Linked DNA regions of Homo sapiens: region 1 is linked to region 2. Evidence: read pairs that join two places in POLR2A ChIA-PET (ENCODE). Cell type or tissue: OCI-LY7. All regions are shown on one strand. Links, peaks and the distances in the headings refer to the core of each region. The heading gives the core; the rest is flanking DNA. Region 1 holds the start of LOC105370310 (a long non-coding RNA gene). Region 2 has its middle 110 kb from the start of LINC01049.

Region 1 (5,386 bases), core at 221-5,220, 89 kb after region 2:
GGATCACAATAATTTATTAAATCTCTCCGGTTTCAGTGGCCATGTGTATTTTCATGTATCTTGTGGAATGCCAGGGTTAAGGGAATGGCCAATTGGACTACAGACAAGTCCTGGTCCAATTGGACAGTAACAGGTTACAGCAGCTCCCTTTCCCACAGTACCACCAGACATCAGCCTGGGGTATATGGAGAGCTTGTAATTGCCATTGCTTGACTCACCAGTGACGTTTCGAATGTGGGTACAAGTTGAGATTTCTCCCATGGGCTTATTGAACTCTGCCCCCTGCCTAGAGAGGCAAGAGGAGTGGTTCATAGTCCCTATAGAGAACAAAAGGATTGTTCTGGGATCCAGACTTTGCAATGCAGAAAGAACAATGACAGACTCTTACAAGTCTCATTTCCCCATTCATCCTTGTTCTGGTATAGAGCCAACATGCAGTGTGTTCCTTTAGGATTGGGATTCCATCCTAGGGGAAATGGAACCGCCTCTGCCTGAGGTTGTCCCGCAGCACACATGTAGCAGTTACTCTTGTTGAGAGCTTGTACCGAAAATTTGATCCATTCAACCCAGACATTCACATCCCCATACCTTGTTTCAATTTTTAAGGTTTGCCTTAAATCCTTTATCTCAATTATTTTTACCTTTTTAAGGTTATTATTTGGTAGATTAAGTGTTTATTAGGGCCTGGAGTTGGAGTAGTCCCAGGCAAATAGGAGGCTGAGTTCTTGATTAGTTTGAGAACAAATCACCTAGAGGGTCTTTTCCTGTGATGTCTGCCCCTAACCCATATACCTGAGATGCTACTTTTGGTTCTTGGTCTGAAATGGGTGGATTGTCAATGGTGATGAGTATAGGATTGCATTCTAAATTCTGGCAGTTATTTGGCAGGGAACACTTGGACAGATGTAGTTTATTCTTCAAGGGTCTCCAGCTCAGAGTTACCCACTTCACGTTTACTGTCCAGCCCTTAAACTGGGTAGTCCACCATACATCATTCCATCTGGAGCACAGTGATGCCCTTACTGTAACCTACATTTGGCTCAGGGCAAAAATATTTATCTGCCTACGAGAGCTGTCTCTGATTTTCTACATTCCCAGAAGGTAAAACCTGGAATGCATCAAATCTTCTTTTTTTTTTCTTGAGACAGAGTGTCGCTCTGTCGCCCAGGCTGGAGTGCAGTGGCATGATCGCGCCTCACTGAAACCTCCACCTCCTGGGTTCAAGCGATTCTCCTGCCTCAGCCTCCCAAGTAGCTGGGACTACATGCACGTGCCACCACACCCGGCTAATTTTTTGCATTTTTAGTAGAGACAGGGTTTCACCGTGTTAGTCAGGATGGTTTTGATCTCTGGGCCTCATGATCTGCTCACCTTGGCCTCCCAAAGTGCTGGGATTCCAGGCATGAACCACCACACCTGGGCGGCACCAAATCTTACAATCTGGTGTGCTACCATCTTGGTCACATTAATCACCAACCTGACTAGGTAGGGAGGAGTCCCCTGCCAGTTTCCATTCTTACCTTCTGCTCTTTGTATAGTAGCCCATCCCAGCCATATTAACTTCCATAAATGGGGCCAGCCCATGTTTTCTTTTTAGATTTTTCTCAGAGTTAACTTCAAGGGTTCCTCAGGTGACCTGTGCACTTTCCACTGGTCTTTTCCCCTCCTTTCCAGGGTTTCTCTTACCAGTCCCTTGACTCAAGTATACTGAGCTCACCCCCGTTCCACTGTTCACACAGCTGTCTCAGTGGTCAGGAGCGCTTGGTAGGGACCTTCCCAGTTTGGGTGGAGCTTGTCTTCTTCCCAAGTCTTAATCAGCACCAAGTCGCCGGGCTGGAAGTGCTGAACCTGAACTCTAGAAGTGGAGTTTGAGTCAGAAGTCCTTTTAACCTGAGGGATGACAGGGTGGAGGATATGGTCAGTATACAATTTCTTAATAATTTGTTCTTGGTTTCCGTAGTAAGAAGATCTGTAGCCCTGCCCAAATATGGGAGTCCATATCATAACCCATAGAAGGACAATCCCAAGGCATCTTAGTTTCTAAGATTAGATTGGTGATATGCTTTATGAGAGTTGATTTATTCTTTCTACCTTTCCAGAGGAAGGGGGATACCAAGGGGTGTGATAATCCCAACTAATTTGTAAACCTTCCATAATTTCCCTTAACACCCTTGAGGTAGCTTCCTTTCTAACTTCATGCAGTTCAAAGAAATCACTTCTCTTCTAACAAAGGGCAGCCTGAAAGTTCAGGCTGTAAATCACAGATAAACAGCTTAAGCACAGAAGGAGGGGTGGGAGAAAGACTCTTGGGTAATCACCAACTTCACACTCATAAGATGTGCTCCAGTAAAAGTAAGGCCTTAATAAGCACATTCGTTTCCCTTTAGGCACACTAAGGTAGGGAAGCTAAGAGAGGACTTGGGCGGATGCCTACAGCTGCAAGAAGATGTCGGGGAACAGACACAGAAACTCTGCCCTCCAGATAAGCAACCCAAAGGAGTGTTGTATGGTGACATGCAAGGTTCTAATAGTCCATTTTTAATCAAACCCTCTATTTCTGGTTGGAAATCTTTTCTCCCTTCATGGAAATGGGATATTCTTTTCTGCAAACTACTTTTACTGATTGCTTTAGTTCAATCTATAAGGGTGTGATTTTTAACCCTCTCCTGTTGCCGTCCCCAACCCACACAGGGGGATTAATTTTTTCTTTCCTCCTCCTCTGTTAGGAGGCTCATCTTTACTTTTATTTGTCCTTCCTCTATTCCTTATCCTAAACCCAATCTCACACTCAGTCTCTACCTAGGAGGTTAGTTCCTGCTTCATGAACATATAAGAATGGCCCGTCAATTTGTTTTCATCCCAATCTAAGTAACATTGTCTTGACTATCAGAACTGGAAATCCCTCCCCTTTCACCCCTCATACTGTCAATTTTTCCTAGAGAATTCTGTAACCCTTGGTTGGTGAATTAGGGAGGAGCGAGCCTCCCCAGCATTAACCAAATATGTCATTTCTTCTGCCTCTGGTCCTACCTTCAAATTTATCAAGGGTTCCTGGTGGGACCTACTCAGGAGGAACCCCTGAACCCCCCTAGTCTTCATTAAGGGTCATGAGGGGGATCACCTTTTCTTCTTTTTTTCATTCAGGACATTCTCTCTTAAAATGCCCTCGCTTTCCACACTGGTAACATCCACTTATAAAAAGTAAAGTAGAGGTTGCTCTTCAAAGACTTTCCTCCCCGTCTAATTACGAATAAATAGTAACTTCTCTTAGAAGCAAAATTTATTCAAAGACCTGTGCTAACATTCTTAAATATCTGCTAGCCGTAATAAAGAAATCAATGTACTTTATGTTCTTAGCTCCCACAATTTAGCCTAAATATTTGCCCTGGTATGTTTATACTGGTCCAAGCAAGCATTAGGTCATAGCCTGTTCCTCTTCCTTATTTAAAAGTGTTTTTACCCTTCTCAGCATTCCGCAAGTTACTTCCTCCTTCCTTTGTTCTCCTCTACCTTTTCCTCTTTTAAAAAGTTCTAAGTTGCTAGCCAATCAGTACAAATACGGAATGTGAGGTCCCGTTCCAGCCAATGGAAACCGGACACAGCAGTAGGGTGGATGCATCAGGTTTTAAATGACCCTGTCTCTTTTGTTCAGTGTGCTCTCATGGCAAAACTGCTGGCAAGTGTACCCTTTCTGCAGGAAGTAAAAATGGCCTTACTAAATAAATTATTTATGTTCAAGTGCTATTTCTTTACGGCACCAAGAAACAAGTATTTCAAACATACTCATGGACTTTTCCCTGCATCTCCCTTCTTTCTCTGTGTCAAAATCCACCACTCCCTTGTCTCCTTCCAGTGGGATCTTGATCTAACCTTTTTCTGACTACCTTTTCCACAGTGGAAACCATGATTTTCGCTTTTTGTTTCTGCTTCTCTTCCTCTCTCCTTACAAAGACATGAGCTTCTCTCAGGAATTCCTCAATCAGTTTTTTATTCCATCCATCAATCTTTTGCAGTTTCTTTCCGTTCTTCCTCAAGTAGCCCCATCAGCCCTTTTGCGGCTTTACCAACAGAGGCACCTGCTGGACTTACAGCCTGTCAGTAAATCAACAACAAAACCTTTTTTTAAAAAAAGTTTTGAGTCTCTATCTCCAGAATGGAGTGCAGTGGCTCAATCTTGGCTCACTGCGACCTTCACCTCCCGGGTTCAAGCGATTCTCCTGCCTCAGCCTCCCGAGTAGCTGGGACTACAGGCACGTGCCACCACATCCAGATACTTTTTGTATTTTTAGTAGAGACGAGGTTTCACCATGTTGGCCAGGATGGTCTTGATCTGACCTCGTGATCCGCCCGCCTAGGCCTCCCAAAGTGCTGGGATTACAGGTGTGAGCCACCGTGCCCGGTCCAACAACAAAATCTTAATGGTCATCTTATCCATTTACCCTTCTATAACCTGAATTCTTTCTACCGCCTCCTGACAAACAGTCATCTAGTCTTTGCTGTAGGCAAACCACTACTCCTCAAACAGCTTGATCCTAAACTCCCCTCCACATCCCTTTCTCACTTGCTTCCCCCAGTTCCCAGGCTCTGTCCCTCCTCAGTGGCCACACTGCACCCTTTCCTTGCACCTCCTTGTTGCTTGAGCCTCTAGAACTTTCCCCCAGCCCTGTCACACTCTCCATATACTCTCAATTCCTCTGGTACTCTTTCTTCCTTTTACAATATTTTCCTCCCCGTCTCACCTTCTGCATCTCTCTTTGATCTCTGTCATTTCCAGTCTCTTTCTCGATCATTTTCTTCTTCTATTTCACCCTCTCTTCCTCCCCTGTTTCATTTCTCCCTTTCCCAGTTTCTCTTTTCTTTCTTCTTTGAGGGGGAACACGGGGGCTAATTCCTTGATCCAGCAGAGAGCGGAACCTATGTCTTCTTGTGAGGATGGGGTTTTGGTATTCACATAGAGAATTAAAGCTTGGCATGCCCAATCGTCATCTGAGCCAAACTTAGACCAAAAGACTGAAGGCTTACAAATGGAGTCTTTGGGCCAGATAAAACAGCAATACTTTATCATGTTTTGCTTTTCCTTGTCCCTGGTTCAAGGCTTGTCCCCTTCCAAACCTGCAACATTCTCCCCAAAGGACTATCCAGGGTAATGCCAGAGGGACTCTCTTTGGCTCCCTCTTTCCTTTGTCCCCTAGACCTAAAGTTCCTGTCTCCCATTTTCAGCCAGTCTCTGTGTCCAAGTTTTTCCCTGTGTACTCAGCCCCTCTTACTGGAGGTTTCTTGCACACCCGTGTGTACTCAACCCCCACTTACTGGGATTTTCTTGCATATCCCGAGATCTCTGAAAATGCCCAACCACCAAGGCAGTACTTGCAGTCCAACTTTCCTA
Region 2 (5,386 bases), core at 292-5,291:
AGTCAAACACATTGACAAAAATAATGAATAATTAAATCTATTTAAATGGCATTAAGTAACTAGTGTGTGAAAAGCCAATACTCAAGACATAATCATTTTCCAACACTTTCTTCTGTCAAAAAGTTTTGGTGTAATCCATTGATTTTAATTAATTTATTTATTTTAATCATTTTTTCAAGACAGAGTCTCTCCCTGTCACCCAGGCTAGCGTGCAGTGGCATGATTTAGGCTCACTGCAACCTCCCCCTCCTGGGTTCAAGTGATTCTCCTGCCTCAGCCTCCTGAATAGCTGGAATTACAGGCCATGCCACCATGCCCAGCTAATTTTTGTATTTTTAGTAGAGACAGGGTTCCACCATGTTGGTCAGGCTGGTCTTGAACTTCTGACCTCAAGTTATCTGCCCTTCTGGGCCTCCCAAAGTGCTGGGATTACAGGTGTGAACCACTGTGCCTGGCCAATCCATTGATTTTTAATAAATTTCTTCTTTTGAGAAAATCTAGTAGAATCTTTGGGAAAATCAGATGGACCCGGGCATGCACATTCAAAACTAAATTTTTACAGCAGCAGTTTTATTTTAATGAGTTTGTTTTCTGGCTGCAAGAAAAGAAATTATAAGAATATTCATCATTTATTTTAATTTGTAAATTTATAAATTTATAAGTAAACAAAGCAGAAGCAACACTTTAACAGATTTTTGATTCCATATAAATGTTTGGACATCTGTGTTATTTTTGAAAACATCACATTGGAGAAAGTGAAAGTAAAAATGCCTACTGTCTCTATTTCAAGTTAGGGTATCAAATTCTAAAATTGCACATAGTTTTTATATTAACATTTGTTAAGGAGACCTTTAAAATGGATGTCTATAGAATAAAAATAAGGACTATTCTTCTCGTATAGATATATTGTCATTCAACAACAAAATATGACGCTTGTATCTTCTGATATGTTTTTTTATTTTTAGTTACATGAAGATAGATAGAAATATAGGCAGACACGTAGAAGTCAGATAGAGAGTGAGAAAGATAATGAGAGAATGTTTGCTAGTTTGATTTCCATTATAGTTGTAATCCATATATGGCATTTCATTTCAGAATACATAATACTGGAAATAAGTTCTGATTTTGTCTTTTTGAAGACCACTTTTTTCTTGGAGGAATTATCATTTCATGTACCCAGTTTCTAAAACTCTTTAGCAATTAAGACACCAATACTACCATATTTAAAAGATCTAAAATGAAATATGGCATAAGCTCTGCCATATTTAACTATATTTAAATCATTTCAAAATGACACTACTATGTATAATACGTTATTTTCTATTTATTGCTTTCAATACTTCACTCATTTTAGGACATATATTACTTTATTCAAAATAAACCATCTGGATATGTCAAGAAATGATATTTTCATGCAAAGTAAAAGAGGTATAAAATGTTTATCTCTATACTGAACTTGAAATATATGAACTTGCAATAATTGATTTGGTACTAAGTTATTTCCAGTATCATTAAAATAGAAGAGATTTTATTCACTAAGTTGATCTTATAAGGCAAAGCCCTATTATATTGTACTAATTATGGTAGCTGAGCAGCGGAAAATAAATAAATATTTTCATACCAATGGATATCTGGCTAGTTAATACCTTCCATCACTTTTACTTGGCAGGTCTTGCCTTAGCACAAAATTGTCCCTCTTTCTAATAGGTCCAACATATCTATCATTAGTCTACTTCCTCTTTGCTTTTGAAGGTAGTTTTTTATTCATGCTTATAAAATTTAGAAACAGAGAGATTTGTATGTGTATTGGTTGTCTATTGCTGCCATAAAATAATTATGATTGGCTTAAAACATTATAAATCTATTACCTTGGCTGGGCGTGGTGGCTCATGCCTGTAATCCCAGCACTTTGGGAGGCCAAGGCGGTTGGATCATGAGGTCAAGAGATTGAGACCATCCTGGCCAACATGGTGAAACCCCGTCTCTACTAAAAATACAAAAATTAGCTGGGCACAGTGGTGCATGCCCGTAGTCCCAGCTACTCAGGAGGCTGAGGTAGGAGAATTGCTTGAACCCAGAGGTGGAGGTTGCAGTGAGCCGAGATCGCGCCACTGCACTCCAGCCTGGTGACAGAGCAAGGCTCTGTCTCAAAAAAAAAAAAGAAAAGAAAAGAAAAAAAGAAAACAAAATCTATTATTTCACACTTTTGTAGTTAAGATTAAGGCATGGATTGTACATGAGATCATGCAGTGTTTGTTCTTCTTTGCCTGGTTTAATTCACGTAGTGTAATCTCCCCCAGTTTAATTTACATTTTTGCACATGACAGAATTTCCTTCTTTTTAAAGTTGCGTATATATACCGTATTTCCTTTATCCATTCATCCAATGATAGACACCTAGATTGTTTCCATATCTTGGCTTTTGTGAATAATGCTGCAATGAACACAGAAGTGCAGTTATCTCTTTGGCATGCTGATTTCAATTCCTTTGGATATACACCCAGAAGTGAGATTGCTGGAATCTATAAAAGTCAAACTCATAGATGTAGCAAGTAGAATGATGAGTATCAGATGTTGGGGAAGGTAAGGGGGAAAAGGGAGAGTGGTGACTATAATAAACTGTAAAGCATTGGTATATAAGTAAATATATATAAATATTGTTAAAAAGTAGATTTAAAATGTTTTGCTACAAAATAATAATAAGTATGTGAGGTGATGAATTTATTAATTGATTTGATTATTCCACAATGTAAACACATATCAAAACACCACATTACACCCTATTAATACATACAATTACTATTTGTCAATTAAGAGACCCCAAAGTGTCAGCAAGGCAGAATCCTCTGCTGGAGGCTCTGGGGGAGAATCCACTTCCAGGCTTTTGCAGATTGTTTGCAAATTTTAGCTCCTTATGGTTTTCTGACTAAGGTTCCCATTTTCCTGCTGGCTATCAGCTGCAGGCTGTTGCTTGCTCTTATTGGCCACTATCCTAGACCCCTACTTCTACCTTGAAAGCCAGAACGGAGGACTGTCTCCCTGGCATGTCTCAAACCTTTTCTGCTTTTTCTTCAACTACTCCTCTCTGGTTCTTCCACTGTCTTCTTGCCCTTTGAAAGGTCCATATGATTATATTTGGCCTATCTGCATAATCTAAAATAATTTTCTTATTTTATGGTTGAAAACTTAAATTCATCTGCAAAATCCCATTCTGCCATCTACTGTATCATATTCCTGGTTTCCAGGAATTATAATGTGGACATCTTTGGAGGGCCATTATTCTGCTTACCACAGTAAATATAGACATTTATATATGTTTTGTAGACACAAGGAGGAAGAGTAGGACTATTAAAACTCTTGTACATCATATCCTAAAAACAGGTAAGTATTTTCTCAAAATAATTTCTTTTTGGCTTCATGTAACACTATCCTCTCTATATAATGGAATTCTATTATAGTAACAAACATTCTGTTACTTTATTTAGGGCTAAACTCCAGAATGTCTAATTTTTTTTTCTTTCTTTACTGTTAGGCCCCCTTATCAGTATTCTGGAACAAACCAGCCGTTAATCCTCTATATGGGCAAAACAGAGGATATTTATTTTATTGTTTTCTATATAGACTTACTTTCATAGCTGTTGGCATTAATATATGCTAAAATCTTGATCATGATTATTGCCTTGTCCTTTAAAGTTCAGCATAGTTCAAAACGGGTGTTAATGGGATTTATTTTTTGATAAGCTAGGCTATAACATATACTGGGATATTATTAACTTGTATTTTAATCTAGTCCTTGAAATTACATAATCAACACCTAAATACTTTCTAAAATGGTTGAATACTGGCTCTTATTCTCCCATATAACCTGCTGCCTTTCTTGAATATTTTCATACTGTGATAATTTTTCCCTAGTCCTTCTCCCTAATTAGTGGCATTTATTGGTCTTCTTTTCTCTCTCCCTCCTTCCCTTTTCATCTCTTCCTCCTACTCCTTTTTTCTTATCTCTCTTCCTCTCTCTCCTTTTAGTTTCTAAACTTTGTTTAGATTGTTAAAGCGATACAATTCTGAGATCTCATGAGAGCAGTGCGTCAACATACACACTTTGGAATTTCTTCCCGAATCGCATTATCCACTCACTCAGTTAAATGTTATTTCAGATCTATGTACATCAGTTAATGGCTGCTTTTTAATATATGACCTAGAACGTACAACTGGAACATCTCATGGTTTCTCACCGCTTGATGGGTTAGACTGTTAGAAAATGTCATAGATTGAGTTGGGAAATTCAAAATTCTTGTGTTTAATCCCTAATCCTCAATGTGACTCTGTTTGTAGACAGGGCCTTTTAAGGGGTAATTAGGGTTAAATGATGTTATAAGGGTGAAACCCCAATGCAATAGATCTTGTGTCCTTATAAGAAGAGGGAGAAACCAGGAGTGTGTAGGTACAGAGGGTACAGAAGAAAGGCCATCTGAGGACACAATGAGAAGGCAGTGGCCCTCTGTGAGCTACAGAGAGGCCTCACCAGAAACCAACCCTGCTGGCACCTTGATCTTGAACTTCCAGCCTAGATAACTGTGAGAAAATAACCTTCTGTTGTTTAAGCCACCCCATCTGTGGTATTCTGTTATAATGTCTCTAGCAGACTAAAATACAGGGAACATGTAATTAATGGGATTCCTCGATCAGTTAAGTTTCCTCTACTTTCAAAATATCTTTAAAGATAGCAGTAAACCTGGGTGCCTTAACTTTGTATACAAAATATTTTTTAATTAATTTATTTTTAATGTACGATATATATTTATGATATATAGTTATCAAATCAGAGTAGTTAGCATATCTTCAGTCATTGATCATCTCATGCATTTATCATTTCTTTGTGGTAAGAATGTTGAAAAGCCTCTCTTCTAGCTATTTTGTAATATACAATATATATAAGTTGCTTCAAAAATTCCTGATTAAAGTAATAACAATCTGAACATGCCCTATAACTGTGAAGAAAGCAATGTGTGGAACATACTTCAGTTTTTACAGACATCGGATTAAGGCATATTTAACTCTATTTTAAAAATGTCCCTCTAAGGAGATTGTACTAAATTATTTAACAATTTCATGTAAGATATTGAAATGATATATGGAATAAAAATAAGTTTGCTGGATTTTCCTTAAGTTGAAAGAAAAATTAAAAGTTAGAGAACAAGATTAAAAGATTCATTGGCTATTTTAGAATTTCACAAGTGATTTGACTTGTTTTAAAGAAATAATACCACCGTGTGGAGTGACCAAATGTTTTATAGAGTGATAATCATAGTGTTGCTTCTCAATATTATTTCTTACACTATATTGTAGTTTATTATTGCTGTCATAACAAATTACCATAAACTTAA

Evidence for each region. Peaks named below come from ENCODE experiments on the same cell type or tissue, not always from the same donor. Only the 100,000 strongest peaks of a DNase experiment are listed, where the experiment ranks them.
Region 1: POLR2A ChIA-PET joins it to region 2 with 13 read pairs; 2 of 35 experiments call an interaction of 5 or more read pairs at or near these places.

What each region holds. Positions count from the first base shown.
Region 1 is chr13:90,287,745-90,293,130 of GRCh38, reverse strand. LOC105370310 (a long non-coding RNA gene) reads right to left here and starts at 1,890. Exons shown (of 3, transcript XR_931636.2): 1 at 1,718-1,890. In OCI-LY7, for the core only: no CTCF peak of the experiment used is centred there; no DNase peak of the experiment used is centred there.
Region 2 is chr13:90,376,360-90,381,745 of GRCh38, reverse strand. No RefSeq gene overlaps it. Among named protein-coding and RNA genes, the nearest start is that of LINC01049, 110 kb to the left of the region's middle. In OCI-LY7, for the core only: no CTCF peak of the experiment used is centred there; no DNase peak of the experiment used is centred there.